Regions from separate parts of the Homo sapiens genome. Here region 2 is linked to region 1. Evidence: chromatin contacts called from ENCODE Hi-C or POLR2A ChIA-PET data. All regions are on one chromosome and are shown on one strand. The core of a region is the stretch at or near the end of the contact, and the rest is flanking DNA. Distances in the headings are between cores, read along the strand shown.

Region 1 (6,396 bases), core at 2,848-5,347:
CTAAGATTTGCTGACTTTACAATGGCGTGAAACCATTGCAATTTTGACATAGTGTATGATACAGTATTCAGTAAGTTACATGGGATATTCAACATTCTAATAAAATAGGCTTTATGTTAGATGACTTTGCCCAAGTGTAGGCTAATATAAGTGTACTGAGCACATTTAAAGCAGGCTAGGGTAAGCGATGCTGTTTGTTAGATTAGGCGTACTAACACTTTTGACATATATCTTCAATCTGCAACAAATTTATCTGGATGTTGCCCTATTGTAGGTCAAGCAGCATCTGTACATTTATCTAAGTATCTCAAAGGACTTCATCAAAATGATTTCTTCATTGGTAACATCAAGCAATGTTATATAACAATAAGCAACAATTAGCAAAATAATTAAGGAATATTGTGAATGAAATGGTAAAGCCATTACTAAGAAAATCCTGGCCAGGCACGGTGGCTCACGCCTGTAATCCCAGCACTTTGGGAGGCTGAGGCAGGTGGATCACTTGAGGTCAGGAGTTCAAGACCAGCCTGGCCAACATGGTGAAATCCCATCTCCGCTAAAAATACAAAAAATTAGCCAGATGTGGTGGCATATGCCTGTAACCCCAGCTACTTGGGAGGCTGCAGGAGAAACACTTGAACGTGGGAGGCAGAGGTTATAGTGAGCTGAGATTGTGCCACTGCAGTTTAGCCTGGGTGACAGAGCAAGACTCCATCCCTCACCAAAAAAGAAAATCCTTGATCTGCAAATAAGAAAACATTTAATTATTTGTCAATTACATAGACAGCTCTCAGAATACATAGCTGAGGTGCCTCCTGCCAAATTTTTAAAGAAGTCATCATGGTAAATGTTCTCACTCAAGGGATATGGAAAACAAGCCCAAGATCTGAATTTAGAAGATTTTTCTTAAATAGATCATTAGAGAATTCTGCACAGGCAAGACACAGCTGATAGTACCATAATTGAGTGTAATTTTTGTACAAAGATTCAAAAATCTTTCATGGAATCTTTTATTAAACGAACTAAAACAGTATGACTATTTCCTCCCTAGCTGCTTGGGCACTACGACCTGGGTTTGGACTTATTAACCATGTAGCAACAAGAAAATAACAGCATTAATGAACATTAAGAAACAATAACATCACATATTTAAAATACATGCAAGAAAAGAGGCACTGAAGGAAAGGAGTTTGATAGAAATGAACCTGAAGAAAAAAAGGCAGAGAAGAAACCTGTATTTCCTTGGACCTATGTTTTTAGTTCTACTATCAACATTCAAATGGTCTCCCTCACTTACTGCAAAATTATGGCAGGAAACAAAGGCTGGTGAGAGGAGCATATGAGAATTCTCTTTGTAGACAAGCCAATTTGATTTAATTCATTCAAAGAATGGATTGGTGAACATTCTCAGATGAACATCTTGGCATACAGTTTGCCAACATGGAAAGACAAAGGCCTACTTGAGAGGAGAAGGTGTGCAGGAGAAAGGTGGTTAGGAGAAAGAAGACGGGAGGCCACCTGGCCCAGCCTAGCATTTATAACCAGAAAGAGCAGCTCATCTGGTGCCTCCCCTCTCTGACTGTTTTAGTTTTAACTAGAGAGAACCACACTCTCACTCAAAGCTGGGTACAGGTTAGTCATCGAGGAAGGCTGTAGTAGCACTTACTTGGCGATAAGCTGGCAGCATGAAGTTACACAGAAATCTGGCAGTTTCTAATGATTCTCATCAACACAGCTAGCTACATTTTCTGACCTGTATTAGCATCCTGTTTGGTTACTAAAATTGATTTTTAAAAGTAAGCTAGAAGTCACCAAGTCTCTACTTGGTGTGTGGAGATACGGGACTGGTTCCCTGTCGAATCAAGACCATTATTTTCCATTGCGAACCTCCTCCAACTACACAAACAGCCTCCCACAGCATGTTTTATAACAGAGCCTCTCAGGTAGCCAAACCCCTTTCTCTTGCAGGTCAGCACCACCCAGAACGTCTCCGCTGCCTGGCTTGACAGCACTACAGTGTCTTAGTCAGGTGTCAATGCTGTCTAAAACTATAAAGTGAGTTGATGGTCCTTACTAACCTGAGTACAGAGTATTGCGCTCATGTCAGCAGAGTTTTGTTTTGTTCCTAAGCCAAAACCCCACAGTATCATCATTCATTCTGACTGCAACAATAAGTCCTTTGTATTTCAATTGCTAGAAAAATAAAGAACAATTTTAGCATATCCTTTCAAATCCAGCCATGTGCAGCGCTTGGAAATGGTCTTTCCAAATCCTCTGGGCTCTCTCCTCCTCTCCCTCCCTCCCACCACTGCCTCAGTTCTCACTGTCGCCCGCTCCCTCCAGGGCCGGGTCAGGGCACGCAGACCACTGCCCTGCTGGCCAAATCTTCCAGGGGGCCTGACTGGTTTGTGCCAGGTGGTACTGGCTGGGGAGCTACCTAGGGAAGAAGCACCAAGCATGAACTCCAAGAGCTGTAATCTTTCATAGTCTGCTCCTAACACTGGTGGGAGACTCCAGGGAAAGGGGAGGACAAATCCCCCTGGCATGTGGCTATAACTGTGCACAGCAGGGCTCCTGAGGGGAGGCAAAGGAAAGGAGCTATGTCATGAATTGGTGTCCCCAAGGACACCTGCTACGGGGGCTATATGAATTTAAATTTTTTTTAAATTATCTTTTGAGATGGAGCCTTGCTCTGTTGCCCAGGCTGGAGTGCAGTGGCATGATCTTGGCTCACTGCAACCTCTGCCTCCCGGGTTCAAATGATTCTCCTGTCTTAACCTCCTGAGTAGCTGGGATTACAGGCCCACACCACTATGTCTAGCTAATTTTTGTATTTTTAGTAGAGATAGGGTTTCATCATGTTGGCAAGGCTGGTCTCGAACTCCTGACCTCAAGTGATCCACCCTTCTCAGCCTCCCAAAGTGCTGGAATTACAGATGTAAGCCACCACACCTGGCCTTAAAATTTCCTTAAGTTTGACTTTGGTTTTTATTTATTAGTATAAAATGTGAATGTTTCTATCAAGAAAATAAAAATTAATTGTTGAGTTGAACTAAACAGCTCTTATTTCTTCTCAATAGGACAAAAATAAATTACTGATGGACAAGATAAAGACATGAAGAGTTTTCCACTCTATGATGTGCATGTGTATTAATTACACAACAGACCAGCAGAAATGTTGGCATGATGCAGCAATGAAACTCAAGGAAAACAGGACTGAAGGGCACCCGGCAGCCCAGGGACAGGAACCCGCAGCGTGATGGGAGGCTGAGGGAGCAAAGGAGTCAAGAGGATGGTTCAGAGGCACGGGGTGAGGGAGAGAAACTAAGGCAGTAAGAGGGATCCTGAAGCAAACCAGGGACCCAGGAACATCAGCAGAAGGGAGGAAGTCAGGGAGGAAGCTGCTACAGGGGCTGACGGCCACCGCAGCTGAGATCTGGTCAGTTCCTCAACCAAACTTGATTTCTGCTCTTTCCATCTTGCTTCCAGATCACTTGGTCTAGAGACCTGCTGCCCACCAGGATGGACTAGGCCAAATATGATCACGCCTGTCTTTGAGTAAAAGAAAAGAAGACCGAAAAAGCAATGACCATGGGGAGGGGCTGGCAAGGCAGGCAGGTGCACCCCAGGCCTCAGCGCCTGGCCCTAACTGCAGGGCTGACTGAAGGCACCCCATTATGCCGGAGCAACTCACTGCTTCAGGATCCTCTTTGGCACTTGCCGGATTGTAAGTACAGCTGTTTTGTATGTTAATTACCATAAATACCATCATTAACATTGAAAACAATTAAAAGCTGCACAATGGCAGCAGATTACCTACAGTGTTTCTCACAAACATGAGAGAGTAAAGGAACCTTCCCTACCCGCAAGGATGTTTTTCTTTTTAATAGTCTACGGACCCATAACGTCTTGCTGTGTTTATCTGACTGATGAAACAATGAAGCTTTTAAACTTCTGCACCGAGAAACAGAAAAGACACCATAAAAGAAACACATTATTATGGCCTTGAACATCTGTGCTGAGGGAGAGCAAGCTCAAAAATAGTGTGCTTCAACTGGCGCTGCCATCTGGGAATCCAACAGAGACCAGAAACTTGGGCCTCCGCCCTCCCAGTTCCACCACGGACTCTCCTTAACCCTTTGAGTGCCAGGCTCCATTTTGGGCTCCGGCCTCCAGCCCCTGTGAAAGAAAGCAGGGAGTGTCCATTTTCCCTTGCATTTGGAGAAGGCCACGTGGAGACAGGCAGGTGTTAGCCTGCGGACCCTGATCCTGTGAGGCTGCCTTCCCTGTCATCAGTGGATAACTCTTATTTACCTCACTGCACTATTTGAAGAAGTAATCTGTGAAATTATTCTCAGATGATGACACTCAAATTATTTCCACCCATTAACTTCCAACTAAGAAAAAAATGTATATCTGTGCACAGTTTGGTATGGTTGTTTGAGTCTAGACTGAAAAGAAAATCTGGATTTAGACAGTGCTTCCTGCTATCCTCTATGCCAGCAGAATTGATACCGGTATTAATTCACTTATAATTTTACATTTGACAGGACTTACGGCAAAGCACAAAACTCCAGGTTAGGTTAGAAAGAGAATGTTTTTCTTGAGACTTGGAACAGGAAGTCGATTCAGGACTCAGCCCCGGCATTACTGCCTCTTTTACAATCACTAGCATCTTCATTTTAAGAAACAGGGATGAAGAAAAGTTAAATAATTTGTCTGAAAATTAAGTGTTAGGACTCAAAATCAAGCCTTCTTCACAGCGAAGCCTACATGAGCTTCCATGAAAAACATCAAGTAGATGGGTTTGCATTAGTCTTGGGATATCAACTGAGATAGTTATGAGAAAATTAGTAATCAGAGAGAGCTTCCCCTGATTTTATTTTTCAGGCCTTCATCTGTGTCCCCCGGGCCTAAAATCATAGAAAACACTCATGATAATGTAAAAGCTTACGGCAGAATATAAAAGCTTAAGTTAACCTCTTTCAAATACGTGTTTCACTTGGGTTTAGGAAAAAAAACAACAACTCTAATTTTCCTTGACTATCTGAAGAGGCAAACAAAACATAGCAAATATTATAATATTATTAACACATAACTAGTAAATACATGATTTATTTAAATTAAATAAATTGAATTAAATAAACTAATAACCAACTCTTGAGAAAGGGGTGAAAAGCCACACTATTTCTCAAAGCACATACATCTACTGTGCCAGCTAAAAATGCTCTGCTGAAACTAGGAGAGTGAGCTCCTGCTTCCTCCCTTGCTCCCCTCAACTCTACTTCCAACAGGAGTCCGAGGGAAGTTAAATGTATCTTCATAACGGCCCAGGAGCCCTACGTGATGCACCTATCGACTCAGTCACCAGCTGTGGCCTCTGCTGTGGGTGTCTCTGCCTCCTCCCCTCTTTCAGGGCCCTGTCCTAGGGTCACCTTAATAAACCTTCCCTCAGCACCTTATTGTAAATAATAGCTCTGCCCTGCAGCATCGGAATCTTAACTCCCTGAGAACTGGGAAGTTGGCCTGTGGTTTTCACCAGGGCAGCCCCAGTGTCCTCATCAGTGATACGGATATCTTAGCATTCAAGATAGCTGTCCCTAAAGGAGAAGACGAGGAGATCATTCACAACCTGGGAGAGATGTGTTTCTGCAGCACTTCATTAATATCTAGACTAGCATTCTGCACCCAAAACAGACTCCCTGACATGTTTCCTGTGTTAAACATTCCAATACCAAGAATTTTAAAAAGCAATTTTTCTCATTTTGAAGAAAACCATGCCTCCTACGACCCCTGGCAATATTTTCAGGAATTATTTTCAATGGCATTTTAGAAAGTTCAATAGTGAAGATTTTTCAGAAAATCATTTAAAGAGAAAATTTCATAACATAACCCGTTGGTCTCTTGACAGAGAATGAAGCAAGGACAGGAAACATTAACACACACATGCACACATTTTACAACAGCAATAGAGCAAAAAGATGCCTAAACCATATCCCCTAGACGTCTCACTAACGGACCCCTCTGAGGCCACTCCAAGAAGACCAATGCTTAAAAATAGTCACTTTCCTTATGGGAGGGTGACAGAAATGTTCTGTATCATGATGGGGGAAATGATTACATAAGTTATACATCCATCAAAACTCACTGAATTTTACATTTAAAATGATGCATCTTCTTGTATATACATTATATTTCAGTAAAGTTCAAAAATTATTTTGAAAGTTAAAACATCCTTTTAAAATTATAATTATCAAGAAAAATGTTTCTTAAATATTTAATTAAGAAAACTGCTGCATGACTTACAATAGATAAAACTCTCATGAATACTTAAAATATTTTCTCTGAGATAATCGAAATAATAAATGAAGCAATTAAAATAATGTTTTAGACCAG
Region 2 (6,396 bases), core at 2,277-4,776, 63 kb before region 1:
CTACCTCGCTCCTTCATAGAAGAGCCGCAGGAGGGAGGAGCGGGTCCCCTCCACCAGGGCCGGCAGCCAGAGGCCTGCACCTTCAACCCCCTAGCCACAAAAAGTAGCATTTGCTGGGAAGTGGAGGAGGGAGAAGGAGAGGGAGGGACTGATTAAAGTATACAAAATTACAGCTAGATAGGAGGAATAATTTCTAGTGTTCTACAGCACTGTAGGGTGGGATTTTGAATGTTTCCAACCCAAACACATGATCACTATTTGAGGTGATGGGTAAGCTAATTACCCTGACTTGATCACTATGCACAGTATGCATCAAAACTCACTCAATATACCCCATAGACGTGTACAATTATTATGTATCAGTTTTTAAACATGTTTTTCAAATGTTTTTTAAAATCCTTGGGGTGGGAGGGGTGGGGGCAAGGGGAGGGAGAGCATTAGGACAAATACGTAATGCATGCAGGCCTTAAAACCTAGGTAACAAACTTGCATGTCTGCACGTGTATCCCAGAACTTCAAGTAAAAAAAAAACAATTCCTTGGGGGAAAGGATGCATATATTTTCAAGAAGCGTGGGTGAATGTATTATAAATTAATTTAAAAGTCAGTGGCTTCTGAGTTAGGACTTAGTAAGTATAGAGTTTCAGTTTTCCAAGGGGTCAAGAGTTGTGGAGCTGGAAGGTGGTGCTCGCTGCTTGGCATCATGAGAGTGGGTAATAACGCTGAGCTGCGCACCTCAGAATGGTTGGGATCGTAAGTTTCATGTGTATGTTGCCACAATTTAAAAAATTGAAAAAAAAAAATCAGTGGCTCTTTCCCTACCTAAGAGATTTGTGAAGACTTGTCCCGAGGTAGGATTCTGGACTTTCTAACCCCAGGCGTCCTCTGGGCATCCGCTTCTCCCTAAGCCCTAAGGTTCCCTTCCCCGTGACCTCTAGGGCGAGAGCCTGAAAGAGTGGTTGGACAGCTGGTCCAATTCATTCAGGTAAAGGACTTCATTCGCTTTAAGTGTCAACTCTTTTGGCTTTCACCTTTTTGGGTAGCCTGTTTTCGTAGAGCTCACTTTTTGTTCTCAAGCTCCCCGAGCACAATGCATTTTGTGAGCCAAATCATTAAAATAGGACATTTGTTTTTTGTTTTTTCTTTTGGCCACAAGTAAATACACGTTTAAGCAATAGCTTCCTACAGCTCTTGAATTATGCAATATAAAAATGCCAGTGTGTTTTAATTTTAGTTTTCTAGGTCATGTAATTAGAAAATGATTTGAATGAAAACAATGAAAAAAATGTAATATATCTTTTAATCTGTGAAACAAGAATGAGAAAGTTATTTCTCATCTCACTCTCCAAAAGTCCCAGGGCCTTGTGCCTCTCTGTGCCCTGGGCTGGCCTCACCGTGGGTCAGTCCTGCTCCCGCGCCTGCTGCTGAGCTTCCTGATGCCTGGCCCTGCCCATTCAGACCGGATTTGTCCAGATTCTCCCAGCATTGTAGAAAAAACAATCGCTCATATTTAATGAGTTCTTTTGTGTGTGTCAGACAGGGTTCTAAGGGTTCTACGTACACTAACACACATAAGCCTCATGAGCGACTGGGGCTACAGAGGGTCACCACCATGCCCAGCTACTTTTTAATTTTTACTTTTGTAGAGATGGTGTCTGGCTCTATTGCCCAGGCTAGTCTAGAATTCCTGGCCTCAAGCAATCCTCCACTGTAATTACAGCTGAGAGCCACTGGGTCCAGCCTATTTGTAATCCATATTTCATAGATGTGATGCTTAGGCACAGAGAAGTTAAGCAGCTTGCTGGGGGCCACACAGCCAGTGTGACTCCAGCCTCCCCACTTTTCATTCGGATGTTATACTTCACACCTTCGGAGAGCTGCCCTCTCTGCCTTGGGGGACCTCACCCCTTCCTCTGCTGGGTAGAGTCCACTCCTTCTGCAAGAACCTTCACATTGCTTGCTCTATTCGAGTCTCCCCTGCAGGCTTGGGCCGGCGGCTTCCCTGTACCTCCAAGTTCTCGCACTCACCTCTTGGCGCTGGAACCTCGACGTTCACCTCCATCCCCTTGTTCCTGTGGCCCCGCTGAGGCTCCTGCTTTCCATTGTTCGCATTTTAAGCATCTAGCACAGGCTAGGCATGCAGGAGCTCAAGAAGTATTTGCTGAAAGCATGAAAGAGTGGCTTGCACAGTACAAGCCCTGGCAGCAGGGGCGGGGCAGGGAGAGGGACCTGTTTTTCATGGGTGCTCAGGGCAGTGGCTCTTGTGCCTGAGCTGCCTGGGCCCCCATAAGCCGGGCCTCCCTGAGCTCCCCACCCTCTGCGCTGTCTGTGGTCCCTTCTGCCCACCACTGCTTTAGGCACTTCTCTTGGCTATTTCGAAAACATGGGCAGAAAGCGGATCACAGGAAATTATAGAAAGACCAGGCCTGAGCAGGGTGCGGGGCTGAGGGTGGACTCCAAGTGAGGAACAGTCTGTATCATGAAGCCCTCACAAAAGTCGGGGTCCGGGTGTGCGAGTGGGCACAGGCTGTGCAGTCCTTGAGCGGCTCAGCCTCTCCTCTCAGAGGTGGCGTCCTGACAGTGACAGTCTGGAAAGCCCTGCACAGAACCCCAGTCCCTCTCTCACTGAACACACCTGGAGCTCTTAGGGGCTTATGAGCGCCCTGCTGTGCAGATCCTGTTCCAGATCGCAATGCTGCATGCCTGCCAGGGCACCTGCTGTGCTGTGAGGGCCATCTTGATGGCCCTGAGGCTCCCAGGTGTCCCCACAGCCATGGCCCAGCACCCTCAGTTACGGCCTCTATGTCCAGCTGCTGGCCGCTGTGTCTGGCTGCTGGCCTGGGCAGTGGCCACGGCTCTTAGTCACCGCTTGCACAAGTTCTTCTGGTTCTGCTCAGTCCAGCCCTCCTGCGCCTGGCCCTTTGCGGTTGCTTTCTTTCCAGGCCCCTCCAGTGCATCTAAACCTCTCTGCTGTCCGAAGGCCCTGGCTGTGGTCTCTGGGGGCTTGTGGGGAGATCGCTTGCTTCCTCAGTCCATGACTTGATACCTCAACTATGCAATTCAGAATTATTTGTGTTTCGTGTGGTTGTTTCGGCTGTATCACGTTGCAAGCTCACATATAATTTGTTGGCCGTTTTCATTCCCCTGAGGTCTCTTTCAGCGTTTGTATTTTCCAAATACTTTATCTCCTTACCGTTAATAACTATGTTTGGGATTCTTGTCCTCCTTGGTGTAATAGCTTGCATTTTTTCCACATTGGACCTCCCTTTATTTACTGCCATTAATTACCGCCTTTTGCTATTTACATCATCTTCTCCTCCTGAGTGGGAGTCTGATTTAGTTTCAGCTAATGGACAGCCACCCACCCCAGGCTCTTCCAAGGGGAGGCAGTGTCAGAGGGAATTAACCCTACTATGGGGCTGACAGCAATCCATCGGTCTTCTCCTGGCTGAGACAGGACTGTTCCTCCAGGTCCTGCCCACCACGATCCATCACTGAAGCTGATGGAAGGACTTGGAGATAGGATCTGTGATGAAAACGTGAAATAACTGGGGCTGCTTCACTTGGAATGCCCTGTGTTCTTCTTGCGGGTGAGAAGTTATTACATCACAGAGGAAGACTAATTCTATTTCCCATCTCTTTTACAGGGTGTAAATCGGTTAATACCAGAGTAAGGGGTGGCATTTAGATTTGAGAAAAAGCTTCCCAATAATAATCTTGAGGCATGAGACAGGGACAAAGGAAGGTTTCCTGCATTGGGAAAGGGGAGTTCTCTTCCTCCAAGATCTTCAACAATAAAACAGGAATTCTTCTATCCAGAAGGGCCTAAATCTTCACCCCTTACAAAATGGGATCCTTAATGCCTTTAGACTCTCTCAATATTTTCTGGCTTTGATTCCAGCCCTTTGGACATTGTTCTCAATATTATGCTTTCCTTCTACTCTATGCTAGCCATTTATCTCAGTATCTTTAGAGTCATTTTGATATAAGAACAAATGAGTCTCAATAGGTTTACAACAGGCATTTTAAAATAAGGAACCTTATTTGATCTTCATACATCTCATGTCAGACATTGAAGATGGTTTGCTTGTGTCTGCCATCTTGGGATCTCATGTACCACATGAAACTGAGAGCTTCAGTTGCTTCAGCCTGGGAGTCAGTAACTCCAGGCAAGGATCTCAGCCGTGGGACAATGGGAACTAAATCCCTACACTGCTGGTTCTTCCTAAGTACTGCACCCCAATGTCCAATAACCATGACAGTGCCGAAAAAGTGGAGGACGCAGATTATGTATGCCTGAAACAGATTACGTGCTCAATACATACATTGGTGGCTTATGGTGATAACACAATGATGGAAATGATCCTAAGGCAGCTATTTTTCCTTTCTGTGTCTCCATATAGACATATTTATATTTATATTCAGGACTTAATTATATATACATGCATACTCAGAGATATTGCGGATTCCATTCCAGACCACTGTAATAAAGTTAATATTGAAATAAAGTGATTCACACAAGTTTTTTGGTTTCCCAGTGCCAAGAAAAGTTATGTTTACATTATACTGTAGTCTAACAAGTGTGCAATGGCATTATGTCTTTAAAAAAGTATGTACCTTAGTTAATAGTTTATCGCTTAAAATGCTAATAATCATCTAAGCCTTTAGCAAGTCATAATCTTTTTGCTGGTGGAGGGTCTTGCCTTGATGTTGATGAGGGTGGTGGTGGTGGTTGCTGAAGGCGGGGGTGGCTGTGGCAATTTGTTAAAATATGACAATAATGGCCAGGCACAGTGGTTCATGCCTGTAATCCCAGCACCTTTGGGAGGCCGAGGCAGGCAGATCACTTTGAGGTCAGGAGTTCGAGACCAGCCTGGCCAATATGGTGAAACCCCGTCTGTACTAAAAATACAAAAATTAGCCAGGTGTGGTGGCACGTGCCTGTAATCCTAGCTATTCGGGAGCCTGAGGCAGGAGAATCGCTTGAACCCAGGAGGCAGAGGTTGCAGTGAGCTGAGATCGCGCCATTGCGCTCCAGCCTAGGCAATAGAGTGAGACTCCATCTCAAAAAAAAAAAGACAACCAGAACTTCTTCCAAAATTGGAGTCAGTGCTCTCAAACTCTGCTGCTGCTTCATGAACTAAGTTTATGAAGTATCCTAAATCCTTTCTGTTCTTTCAACAATGTTCACAACATCTTCATTGGACTAGACTCCATCTTAAGAAACCACTTTCTTTGTTCATTCATAAGAAGTGACTCCTCATTCATTCAAGTTTGATCATGAGACTGCAGCAATTGCTTCACGTCTACAGGCTCCACTTCTCATTCTAATTCTCTAATTCACCACATCTGCAGTTATTTCCTCCACTGAAGTGTTGAACTCCTTAAAGTCATCCATGAGGGCTGGAACCAGCTTCTTCCAAACTCCTGTTAATGTTGATATTTTGACCTCCTCCCATGAATCACAAATGCTCTTAAGGGCACGTAGAATGGTGAATCCTTTCCAGAAGGTTTTCAATTTACTTTGCTCAGATCCGTCAGAGGAATCACTGCCTATGGAAGCTATGGCCTTACAAAATGTATTTCTTAAGTAATAAGACTTGAAAGTCAAAATTATTCCTTGATTCATGAGCTGCAGAATGGGTGCCGTGTTAGCAGGCAGGAAACAACATTCATCTCCTTGTACACCTCCATCAGAGCTCTTGGGTGATCAGGTGCATTGTCAGTGAGCAGTAGTAATTTGAAAGGAATCTTTCATTCTGAGCAATAGGTCTTAGCAGTGGGCTTAACATATTCAGTAAACCATGATGCAAAAATATATGCTGTCATTCAGGCTTTGTTTTTCCATCTCTAGAACACAGGCAGAGCAGATTTGGTATAATTCCTAAGGGCCCTAGGATTTTCAGAACGGTAATTGAGTATTGGTTTCAACTTAAAGTCACCAGCTTCATAAGCCTCTAACAAGAGAGTCAGCCTGTCCTTTGAATCTTTGAAGCCAGGCATTGACTTCTCTCTAGCTAAGAAAGTCCTAGCTGGGGCCGGGCACGGTGGCTCACGCCTGTAATCGCAGCACTTTGGGAGGCCGAGGCGGGCAGATCACGAGTCAGGAGATCAAGACCATCCTGGCCAACATGGTGAAACCCCGTCTCTACTAAAAATACAAAAAAATTAGCAAGGCATGGCGGTGCACACCTGTAGTCCCAGCTATTTGGGAGGCTGAGGCAGGAGAATTGCTTGAACCCGGGAGGCAGAGGGTGCAGTGAGCCAAGATCGTGCCACTGCACTCCAGCCTAGTGACAGAGCGAGACTGCATCTCAAAAAAAAAAAAAAAAAAAAGTCCTAGCTGGCATCTTCTTCCAATAGAAGGCTGTTTTTATCTACATTGAAAATCTGTTGT

What was found. A loop is a pair of places that touch in the nucleus more often than their neighbours do. ChIA-PET counts read pairs that join two places held with the same protein, here RNA polymerase II (POLR2A). Pooled maps may share reads with other maps.
Region 2: a map of heart right ventricle shows a loop between it and region 1 (2.0-fold over the local background). The contact joins two enhancer-like sites. A Hi-C loop is called at or near these places in 1 of 168 maps with a recorded cell type or tissue (heart right ventricle) and 2 of 50 pooled maps. POLR2A ChIA-PET finds 5 or more read pairs at or near these places in 2 of 52 experiments (Caco-2 and activated CD8-positive, alpha-beta memory T cell).

The regions. Positions count from the first base shown.
Region 1 is chr13:23,635,673-23,642,068 of GRCh38, reverse strand. All of the region lies in intron 5 of TNFRSF19 (TNF receptor superfamily member 19), which reads right to left. Among named protein-coding and RNA genes, the nearest start is that of TNFRSF19, 68 kb to the right of the region's middle. RefSeq lists an enhancer at 2,386-2,887. Within about 2 kb of position 4,097, at least 3 of the 41 ENCODE cell types and tissues checked have a DNase peak (open chromatin) inside an H3K27ac peak, as active enhancers do.
Region 2 is chr13:23,698,386-23,704,781 of GRCh38, reverse strand. No RefSeq gene overlaps it. Among named protein-coding and RNA genes, the nearest start is that of TNFRSF19, 130 kb to the right of the region's middle. Within about 2 kb of position 3,526, at least 5 of the 41 ENCODE cell types and tissues checked have a DNase peak (open chromatin) inside an H3K27ac peak, as active enhancers do.